Regions from separate parts of the Homo sapiens genome. Here region 2 is linked to region 1. The links are chromatin contacts, found by Hi-C or POLR2A ChIA-PET in ENCODE. All regions are on one chromosome and are shown on one strand. The core of a region is the stretch at or near the end of the contact, and the rest is flanking DNA. Distances in the headings are between cores, read along the strand shown. Region 1 has its middle 100 kb from the start of SLC5A12. Region 2 holds the start of LGR4 (leucine rich repeat containing G protein-coupled receptor 4).

Evidence for each region. Hi-C counts contacts between places; a loop is a spot of excess contacts on that map. ChIA-PET counts read pairs that join two places held with the same protein, here RNA polymerase II (POLR2A).
Region 2: a loop to region 1 is called in a map with no recorded cell type, with 4 times the contacts of the local background. The contact joins the promoter of LGR4 here to the enhancer-like site in region 1. A Hi-C loop is called at or near these places in 1 of 37 single-sample maps with no recorded cell type. POLR2A ChIA-PET finds 5 or more read pairs at or near these places in 1 of 52 experiments (OCI-LY7).

Annotation. Positions count from the first base shown.
Region 1 is chr11:26,819,727-26,824,718 of GRCh38, reverse strand. No RefSeq gene overlaps it. Among named protein-coding and RNA genes, the nearest start is that of SLC5A12, 100 kb to the right of the region's middle. Within about 2 kb of position 3,723, at least 3 of the 41 ENCODE cell types and tissues checked have a DNase peak (open chromatin) inside an H3K27ac peak, as active enhancers do.
Region 2 is chr11:27,471,500-27,476,302 of GRCh38, reverse strand. LGR4 (leucine rich repeat containing G protein-coupled receptor 4) reads left to right here and starts at 3,513. Exons shown (of 18, transcript NM_018490.5): 1 at 3,513-4,185. The coding sequence starts at 4,001. LGR4-AS1 (LGR4 antisense RNA 1) reads right to left here and starts at 4,572. Exons shown (of 4, transcript NR_131170.1): 1 at 4,471-4,572; 2 at 3,346-3,525; 3 at 3,107-3,135. RefSeq lists silencers at 3,740-3,789, 3,920-4,089, 4,340-4,399.

The DNA of each region.
Region 1 (4,992 bases), core at 2,474-4,973:
TTGTTGAATTGTTGTTACCAAAATGCTGATAATGATTTGGACAGTGAAGTCCAAGCTGAGGTGGTCTCAGATAGAGATAAGAAACTTATTGGGAACTAAGGTAAAGGTCACTCTTGACATGCTTTAGTAAAGAAACTGGCCGTGTTGTGCCTCTGCTCTAGACATCTGTGGAATTTTAGACTTGAGAGACTTGATTTAGGGTATCTGGTGGAAGATATTGCTAAGAAGCAAAGTGTTCAAGATGTGGCCTGGCTGCTTCTAAAAGCCTGCACTTATTTGCATAAACGAAGAAATGACCTGAAACTAGAACTTATATTTAAAAGAGAAGCAGAGCATAAAAGTTTGGAAAATTTGCATAAAAGTTTGGAAAATTTGTGGTGGAAAAGGAAAACCCATTTTGGGGGGAGAAATTCAAGGCTTCAGAAATTTGCATAAATAAAGAAAAGCCAAACGTGAATAGCCAAGACAATGGGAAAAGTGCCTCCAGAACATTTTAGAGGCCTTCACAGCAGCCCCTTGCATCACAGGCTTGGAGGCCCAGGAGGAAAAAATGGTTTTATGTGCCAGACTTTCAGCCCTGCTGCTCTGTGCAGCCTTAGAACATGGTGCCCTGCATCCCAGCTGCTCCAGCTCCAGCCATGGCTAAAGGGGACCAAGGTACAGCTTGGGCCATTGCTTCAGAGGGTGTAAGCCCGAAGCCTTGACAGCTTCCATGTGGTGTTGGGCCTGCAGGTACACAGAAGGCAAGAATTGAGTTTTGGGAACCTCCGCCTAGATTTCAGAGGATGTATGGAAATGCCTGGATGTCCAGGCAGAAGTCTGCTGCAGGAGAGGAGCCCTCATGGAGAACCTCTACTATAGCAGTGCAGAGAGGAATTGTGGGGTTGGAGTGCCCACACAGAGTCCCCACTGGGGCACTGCTTAGTGGAGCTGTGAGAAGAGGGCCACTGTTCTCCAGACCCCAGAATGGTAGAGCCACCAACAGCTTGCACCATGCACTTGGAAAAACTGCAGGCACTCAAAGCCAGCCTGTGAAAGCAGCTGCAGGGGCTGTATCCAGCAGAGCCACGGCGGGGAGATGCCCAAGGCCTTGGGAGCCACCCCTTGTATCAGCGTGTCCTCCATGTGAGACATGGAGTCAAAGAGATTATTTTGGAGCTTTAACATTTAATGACTGCTCTGCTAGGTTTCAGACTTGCATGGGGCCTGTAGTCCCTTAGTTTTGGCTGATTCTCCATTTTGGGATGGGAACATTTACCCAATGTCTGTGCCCTCACTGTATCTTGGAAATAATTAACTTGACTTTTATTTTTACAGGTTAATAGGCAGAGGGACTTGCTTTGTCTCAGATGAGACATTGGACTTGGACTTTTGAGTTAATGCTAGAATGAGTTAAGACTCTTGGGGGCTGTTTTGTAAGCATGATTCTGTGTTGAAATGTGAGAAGGAAATGAGATTTCAGGGAGGCTAGGTGTGGAATAATATATTTTGGCTCTGTATCTCCACCCAGAACTCATGTTGAATTATAATTCCCAGTGTTGACAGGGTACTTGGTGGGAGGTGATTGAATCATGGGGGTGGATTTTCCCCATACTATTCTCAAGATAGTGAGTAAATTCTCATAAGATCTGATGGTTTAAAAGTGTGTGGCACTTCCCTCTTTGCTCTCTCTCTCCTGCTCTGCATGTGAAGATTGTGCCTGCTTCCCCTTTGCCTTCCACCATGATTGTAAGTTTCCTCAGGCCTCCCCAGCCATGTCTTCTGTATAGCTGGCAGAACTGTGAGTCAATTAAACCTCTTTTCTTCATAAGTTATCCAGCCTCAGGTATGTCTTTATAGCAGTGTGAGAATGAACTAATACAGTATATTTGAGAGTCAGAAGTGCGGATAGTAATTAAGACTTAGAATAAATGAGATTATCTGTGGAGAATCTGCAGTGATAAAATAAGAAGCTTAGGGCAGAACTACAAAGAATACAGGATTTAGGGTATGAGCAGGAAAGGGATGGCTGCTAAAGAGAGTAAGTTTTTGTAGCTTGACAGTGAGAATAAAACCAAGAGAGTAGAGTGCCACAGAAGTGAAAGTTGAGTAAATTGTCATGGATGTTAAAGGAAGTGCCACATATTACTTTCACTAACATTTAATTAAACAAATCAAGTCACTTGGCATCTCTGACTTCAGGGGGACAGGGCAGTATAATCTTACCTTGTACTGAGAAGAAATAAAACAAAAAATATGAGTGAGAGCCATGACATCTATCACACTTTGTAATAAATTATTCCTTCTGTTTTCAGCCCCACATTTCATTCCTGTCCTCCATTTCTATACCAATGTTTTTGCTGAATTCCCTGGCTCTCTATGGTTCTTTGTGACAAATTTGTTTATTTCTTCCCTATATTCTTTTTGTGCTAGTATTCTAACCTCTGTTCTGTTCCCACAGTAACCACTGCTTTTGTCCAACAGAATTTAACTGAGTTTGCTTATTTACTGATGACATTTCATGTCCCCTTCATTACCTAGAATGAAAAAAATTAAAGTTTATATATATAAATTTTAGTAGGATCTTCAGTGAGACAGGCTATAAATATGTAAGTCTAGTTTATTATCTTTCAATAAATATTAAGTAATATTTATAATTTTAAAAATTTTACACTGGGCCAGGCACGGTGACTCAGACCTGTAATCCCAGCACTTTGGAAGGCCAAGGCAGATCTTGACCTCATGATCTGAGGTCAAGAGATCAAGACCATCCTGGCCAACATGGTGAAACCCCATCTCTATAAAAAAAAATACAAAAATTAGCCAAGCGTGGTCGTGGGCGCCTGTAGTCCCAGCTACCTGGGAGGCTGAGGCAGGAGAATCAGTTGAACCCAGGAGGCAGAGGTTGCAGTGAGCTGAGATTGCACCATTGCACTCCAGCCTGGTAACAGAGCAAGACTCTGTCTAAAAAAAAAAAAACAAATTTTTACACATCGCTTTTTGTGCTCTAAATAAGAAATATTTGCCGGCCTCCAAGGTGTGAAGATATTTTCCTTAAAATTTTATGGTTTTGACTTTTATGTTCGGGTCAAAACATAAAAGATGGACAAGATGATTTTGAAGATGAAGCCTGTAGTGGCAGACCATCCACATTAATTTGTGAGGAAAAAAACTCATCTAGTCCATGCCCTGAATAAAGACGACCAACAATTAACAGTAGAAATAATAGCCAACATCACTGACATCTCAACTGGTTCAGCTTATACAATTCTGACTAAAAAATTAAATTATAAAACTTTTCCCTCAATGGGTGCCAAAACCAGCTCAGCTGCAGACAAGAGTGGAGCTTTCAATGGAAATTTTAAACAAGTAGAATCAAGATCCCGAAGCATTTCTTCAAAGAATTGTCATGAGATAAAACATGACTTTACTTGAATGATCATGAAGACAAAGCATAATCAAACCAATGGTTCCTAAGAGGTGGGCATGGTCCAGCTAAAGCAAATCAGACTAATAAAGAGTAAAGGTAATGACAACAGCGTTTTTAGGATTCGCAAGTCGTTTTGCTTGTTGACTTACTGGAGGGCTAAAGAATGATAACATCTGCTTATTATGAGAGTGTTTTGAAAAAGTTAGACAAAACTTTAGCAGAAAAATACCAAGGAAAGTTTCACCAGAGTTATTCTCCACCACAACCATGCCCCTGCTCATTCCTTTTATCAAACAAGGGCAGTTTTGGAAGTATTTCAAAATTATTAAGCAATTGTTAGGCAACTACCTTACAGTCATGATTTGGCTTCTGACTTCATTTCCTAATCTTAAAAAAAAATCTGTAAAAGGCATTTATTTTTCTTCAGTTACTAATTAAAAATGACAGCTGGGTGTGGTGGCTCACCCCTGTAATCTCAGCACTTTGGCAGGCTGAGGTGAGTGGATCATTTGAGGTTAGGAGTTTGAGACCAGCCTGACCAACACGGTGAAACTCCATCTCTACTAAAAATACAAAAATTAGCTGGGCATGATGGCACACGCCTGTAATCCCAGCTACTCAGGAGGCTGAGGCAGGGGAATCGCTTGAACCCGGGAGGCAGAGTTTGCAGTGAGCCAAGATCGCACCACTGCACTCCAGCCTGGGTGACAGAGCAAGACTCCATCTCAAAATAATAATAATAATAATAATAATAATAATAATTGTAATTTAAAATAACTGCATTGAGGTGGTTAAATTTCCACAACCTTCAGTTTTCAGGAATGGACTAAATGGCCAGTATCATTGCTTACAAAAGTGTCCTGAATTTGGTAGAGCTTATGGTAAGAAATAAAATTTATATTTTTATTTTTATATTTTAATTCAATTTTTCACAAACTTTTCAAAATCACTTCATAGATGTCTATTGTGAAGTATAGTAATTTGACCCAGACACATTATTTCATCCTTAATTTCTTTCTTTTTCAAAATTCTTTTGAGTAAAAATCTATTTGTCCATGAATATCAAGAAATAGGGTATCACACGGTTGTTTGGAAGTCTAACTAGAAATTACTTATCAAGAACTGTAAAGGGTCTGAGATTTCACCCTACTTGCAAGCTAATAAGTTAGCCTCTCATAGTTTCATGAATGCTGGCAGAAGACATGATATTTTAGGTCAAAAATTGCATTATCTTGTCAACCAGCACCTTGGAGGAGGCCAAGCCAGGGCCACAGTTGGAGACAGTGTCCTGACCAAGAGAGATTGTGGGAGAATCATGGTGGACAGAAAGCAGGAGTAGATTGCAGCTCCCACTCAGACGGACAGAGCAGTATGTGGAGGCGTGCATCATGATCTTTTGTTCCAGAATGACTGCAGGAATATATTAGGAAAGCCAAGAGAACCCACAGACCCTCTGAAGAAAGCAGATTGCTCCCGCGGGGCTTGGGAAACACCTGGAACACACACCCCCACTAGGGAACCTGAAGGTCTAGATTATGAGAAAAGATTCTGACCTTACCTGGAGCTGAGTCAATTTAGAGAGA
Region 2 (4,803 bases), core at 2,264-4,763, 650 kb before region 1:
CTCATAGTTCGTGAATGTCGATTACACTCACAGGTTGAGTGAAAAAGCAGGTTGCAGAACAGTACGCAATGATGTTGATTTATATATGAAAAACAATGCTGTTTATTGTTTAGGGATACATGCATACGAAAAGCATGAAAATATGCATGGGAATTAACTACAAAGTTTAGGAAACTGCTTACTTCTCAGGGAGAGGAAGAAAAGGAATATGATTGGGGAGTGGTACAAAGGGAGCTTCAACTACATTCGTAATATTTCTTAAGCTGATTGCTGTTAACTCTTTTTCTAAGTCGAAATAGTTCATAAAAAGTGAAATTCTACATGTTTGAGGACTTTTATCCAGTCAATCATTACAGCACTCAGAGCCCCCACTGTATCTGAGCTGTTGTTGTAACAGGGCACCTTGAACCGTTCACCCAACAGGTAGGGCCTCTGCATATACTTGTTCAGGTTCTATGTTTACAAGAGTTCTTGGGTAAAGGGGTGGTAGAACCGAAGTCCAGCTTATCCATCAGTCAACAAGTCCTGTGTGCTCTGCACAAAGACACCAAGGCAAGTATCACTACGATAGGGTACTTTCTTCATGGCCCATAAGCTCCATGCCACATATGCAGAGGGGTTGCAGCCCAGTTCTATTTTTTATCTAGCCTGTGGATGCCGCAAATTTACTTACACACAACCAATGAAAACTTTAAGAGGAACCGATCTGTAGACAGAGACCCTATTATTTTTTGCTTGCCGTCAATTTTTATTTGGTTTATCTCAGTATCTTTCCAGTCCTTATGATTTATTTAAGAGCTGATCATTTTTCTCTAGTTATCTGAGATATTACCTTAATCACTGGTTTTTTGTTTTTTGTCTTTATACTTTCTTGGGACATCTTATCCAAGAGATGGAGACTAATTGACCAATGTATCTCTAATGCAAAGCATACAAAATGTACCAAATAAGAAATACAAACACTTCAATATATCTTATCTTTTCTGTTCCCTACCCAAGTCTTTTGTTCCTGATCTTTTATCTTCTTGGCTAAGCTGCAAATTTGAATCTTCCTTTCTTACATTTGTCATCTAATAGACAATAGGAATTTATTTTTTAGTAAAATCTGCATCTCCCCTTTTTTCAAAATATAAATCTCTCCTTTCACCTAAGTTTTCAGCCATAAGATTTTATTATTTGAAGACAAAGAATAAAGTTCTCCAAGTGTGGTTCATGAATCACCTGTGTCACTTTCACTTGCTGTGCAACAAAATGCTGGTTTCTGGGCCCCACTTAGGCCTACTAAATCATTCTGCATTTTTAATCAAGATTTGCATATAAGCCGGACTCCGTGGCTCATGACTGTAATCCCAGCACTTTGGGAGGCCAAGGCAGGTGGATCACTTGAGGTGAGGAGTTTGAGGCCAGCCTGGCCAACATGAGAAACCCCATCTCTACTAAAAAAAAAAAAAAAAAAAAAAAAAAAAAAGTAGCTAAACATGGTGGTGGGCACCTGTAATACCAGCTACTGGGGAGGCTGAGGCAGGAGAATCACTTGAACCCGGGAGGTGGAGGTTGCAGTGAGCCAAGATCACGCCACTGGACACAGTGAGTGAGAGTCCGTTTCAAAAAAAAAAAAAAAAAAGAAGAGATCTTAAAGAAACGATTACAGAAACTAACTTTACAATTTCTTCCTTATTTGTTCATGACAGTTGCTAGAAAATAATGGAAATGATTTAGACGATGAAAGCCTATTTAGGGAAGGCTCTAAGAGTACCAGATTAGGAGCCAGGAGCCCAGGAGCTGTTCCGTGATGATGTTGGGCAGAACACACTCTCTCTCGAGCCTCAGATTTCTTATCTATAAAACCAGAGTTTTCTGGGGGTCTTTAAGTTGTCTTTCAGCCCTGCAGTGAGAGGAGATATGTCATTCCTAAAACTTGAAATGAAGGCATATGTTTATTTATTAACTCTCTAGCTTCTAGACAGATTTACTGTATGTGACTTATGTGCCCAACCTGACATTATCTTTTAGATAAACTCCCAAATACAAAGATGATAAAATTTTTTCATTTTAAACTTATAGGTCTGCATCAACCTGTTTCCATTGTCCTAAGTTTTATTTACATACGATGGCTAGTCAACTTTATATGATAATTATCTTTAAATCCTGCTTTTTTTTTTTTTTTTTTTTTTTTTTTTTGAGACAGAGTTTTGCTCTTGTTGCCCAGGCTGGAATGCAATGGCGCGATCTCCAGCTCACCGCAACCTCCGCCTCCCGGGCTCAAGCAATTCGCCTGCCTCAGCCTCCCGAGTAGCTGGGATTACAGGCATCTGCCACCACACCCGGCTAATTTTGTATTTTTAGTAGAGACGGGGTTTCTTCATGTTGGTCAGGGTGGTCTAGAACTCCCAACCTCAGGTGATCCGCCCGCCGCAGCCTCCCAAAGTGTTGGGATTACAGGCGTGAGCCACCGCGCCCGGCCGAATCCTGCTTGTTTTAATGTATTCATTAAAAATGTCTCCATTATAGAGTAAAACGACTCAACGCCATGGCAGAGAGCAAGAAACGAAGTACCCTTAAAGCCGTAGTTGGTACAGGTAATGATTCCGTGGGGTCTATTAGGCCACAGGGACTCAAAATCCAGAAGAGGAGGGAATGCTGATAATTACCTAACACCAACGTTGCTGCTGGCTTCTCAGCCGTAGTCACCTCCCACTCAGATGTTTTGGAAATTGTCCAGTGTTCAGAAACATCACTTTCTCTGACCTTTTACAAAATTCCTGTGTTTCAGGATTTTAAAGTGCGTGAGAAAGGAGTCTAATTTGCAGTCACCAAAAACACCAAATACAGAGAGAGGACTGGGGAGAATGAATTGCTAAGACTTAGCTACCAAATGTGTATCAAGATAGGTGTAAAGATCCCAGGTGAAGTGAGGCACTGGAGAGGGTACACTTTTAACTTAGTGTATAGCTAAAACCCAAAGATGTGTGTCAGATCGAGGGAAACTTTTTTCCTCCTCTTCAAAATCTTTTTTCCGTTTGCAGAGCTCCAGACGTCCTCGCCCTTTGGAACAGCGGAGAGTCATTTAAAACTTAACTGAACGCTGGAGGGAAGTTCTACTTACCAGGTCATCCAATTTAGGAGATCCAATTTCTGCGGAGGGAACAAAAAGACGGGTGGGGGAGGGAAAAACTAGACCCCTTGTCCTACTATCCTTCTACCTTCAATCCACAACCTGCCAGACAAATCCAGCCAAGTCAAGATTTTGCCTTGAACCACCACCACCACCACCACCACCACCGCCGCCACCACCACCACCACCACCGCCGCCACCACCACAACCACCACCACCTTGTCACTCACGCCCGAGAAACACGCCCCTCTGGTCCTCCTCTTGGCCAATGGCGGCTCTCCTCTCTGCATAGTAATGAGCTCGAGACCTCCCCGGGCCAATGGCGCTCCGGGAGAAGGGATACTTTTGCATGTACCTAAGTGATTTGCATAAGCCAGCGGCCGGGGGTTTGGGAACCAGAGCGTGCAACCCTAGAAGGGAAAAGGACGGGAAGAGATTGAGCCGCGGCTGGGAGACAGCGAGCCAGAGTCTGGGTGTTTGTGCGAGAGCCACGGCGGGGGCTGGGGCGAGTGGCCGGCATGGCTGAAGGCTGCGCTCTGCAACCTTGAAGAGCCGCTGCATTGAGAGGCCAGGGACAGGGAGACCGGTGCGATGGCAGAGCGCGGCCCCCGCCGCTGCGCCGGGCCGGCCCGGCTGGCGTGAGCCGCCGGAGGAGCGGGGCTGCCTCTGCGCGTCCATGGAGCAGCGGGAAGGGCGAAACTCCGGAGCGCCGCGTCCCTGCGCCGCTGCGGCGGACTGCTGAAGGGGCCGAGCCCGCGCGGACCGCCGAGGAAGAGACCCCCGCTCCAGCCCGCAGGCCGGCTGCCCGGGGGCGGCGGGGGACATCGGAGGGCAGCGGAGCGAGCAGCGCCGCGGGAGAGGCCGGCGCGGGAGGCGGCCGCAGCAATGCCGGGCCCGCTAGGGCTGCTCTGCTTCCTCGCCCTGGGGCTGCTCGGCTCGGCCGGGCCCAGCGGCGCGGCGCCGCCTCTCTGCGCGGCGCCCTGCAGCTGCGACGGCGACCGTCGGGTGGACTGCTCCGGGAAGGGGCTGACGGCCGTGCCCGAGGGGCTCAGCGCCTTCACCCAAGCGCTGTGAGTGCGGGCGGCGGGGACGCGAGGGGGGGGGAGGAAACGGGGCCCAGCGGGGGGCGCCGCGGGGCGGAGCCAGGGGTCAGTCCCACCCCACCCCGCCCCGCCGCCGCCCGGGCCTGGGGAGGGGGTCCGCCGGTCACCTGCGTGCGGGCTGCCTGGCACCCACTCCTGTGCCACGGGCTTTCCGCACTTTGCTAGTCCGGGTTCGAGCCAGCAGTAGCTTTCGTTCCCAGACTTTTTGGGCACAAGCACCCTCCCACCCCACCGCGCACACCCCCAACTCACAAGTGCATCTGGGGCCAAGAAGGAGGAAGTAATCTAAAAACGCTTGCCCCTGGCAGCCTGTCCACGCGACCTTCCCTTCTCATGAGGGCCCTCGCTCAGCGGGCAGGAGTTCCGCTACTGGCGGGGCTGAGGGCGCCGAGAACTTGGCCTCAGTCTGCATACCGAGGCATGTCTCGTGGGGAAGCACCTGGAGCCTCCTGGGTTCCAGCATGTGGGGAGAAGAAACACCTGTACCTCAGTCAGGGCGAATCTCCTTCCAATTTGGCCCCATCCAGGTAGTGCGTCCCGGCACCTACCTCGGCCCAGTTCCACTCGGGACTACCCCACTAACGC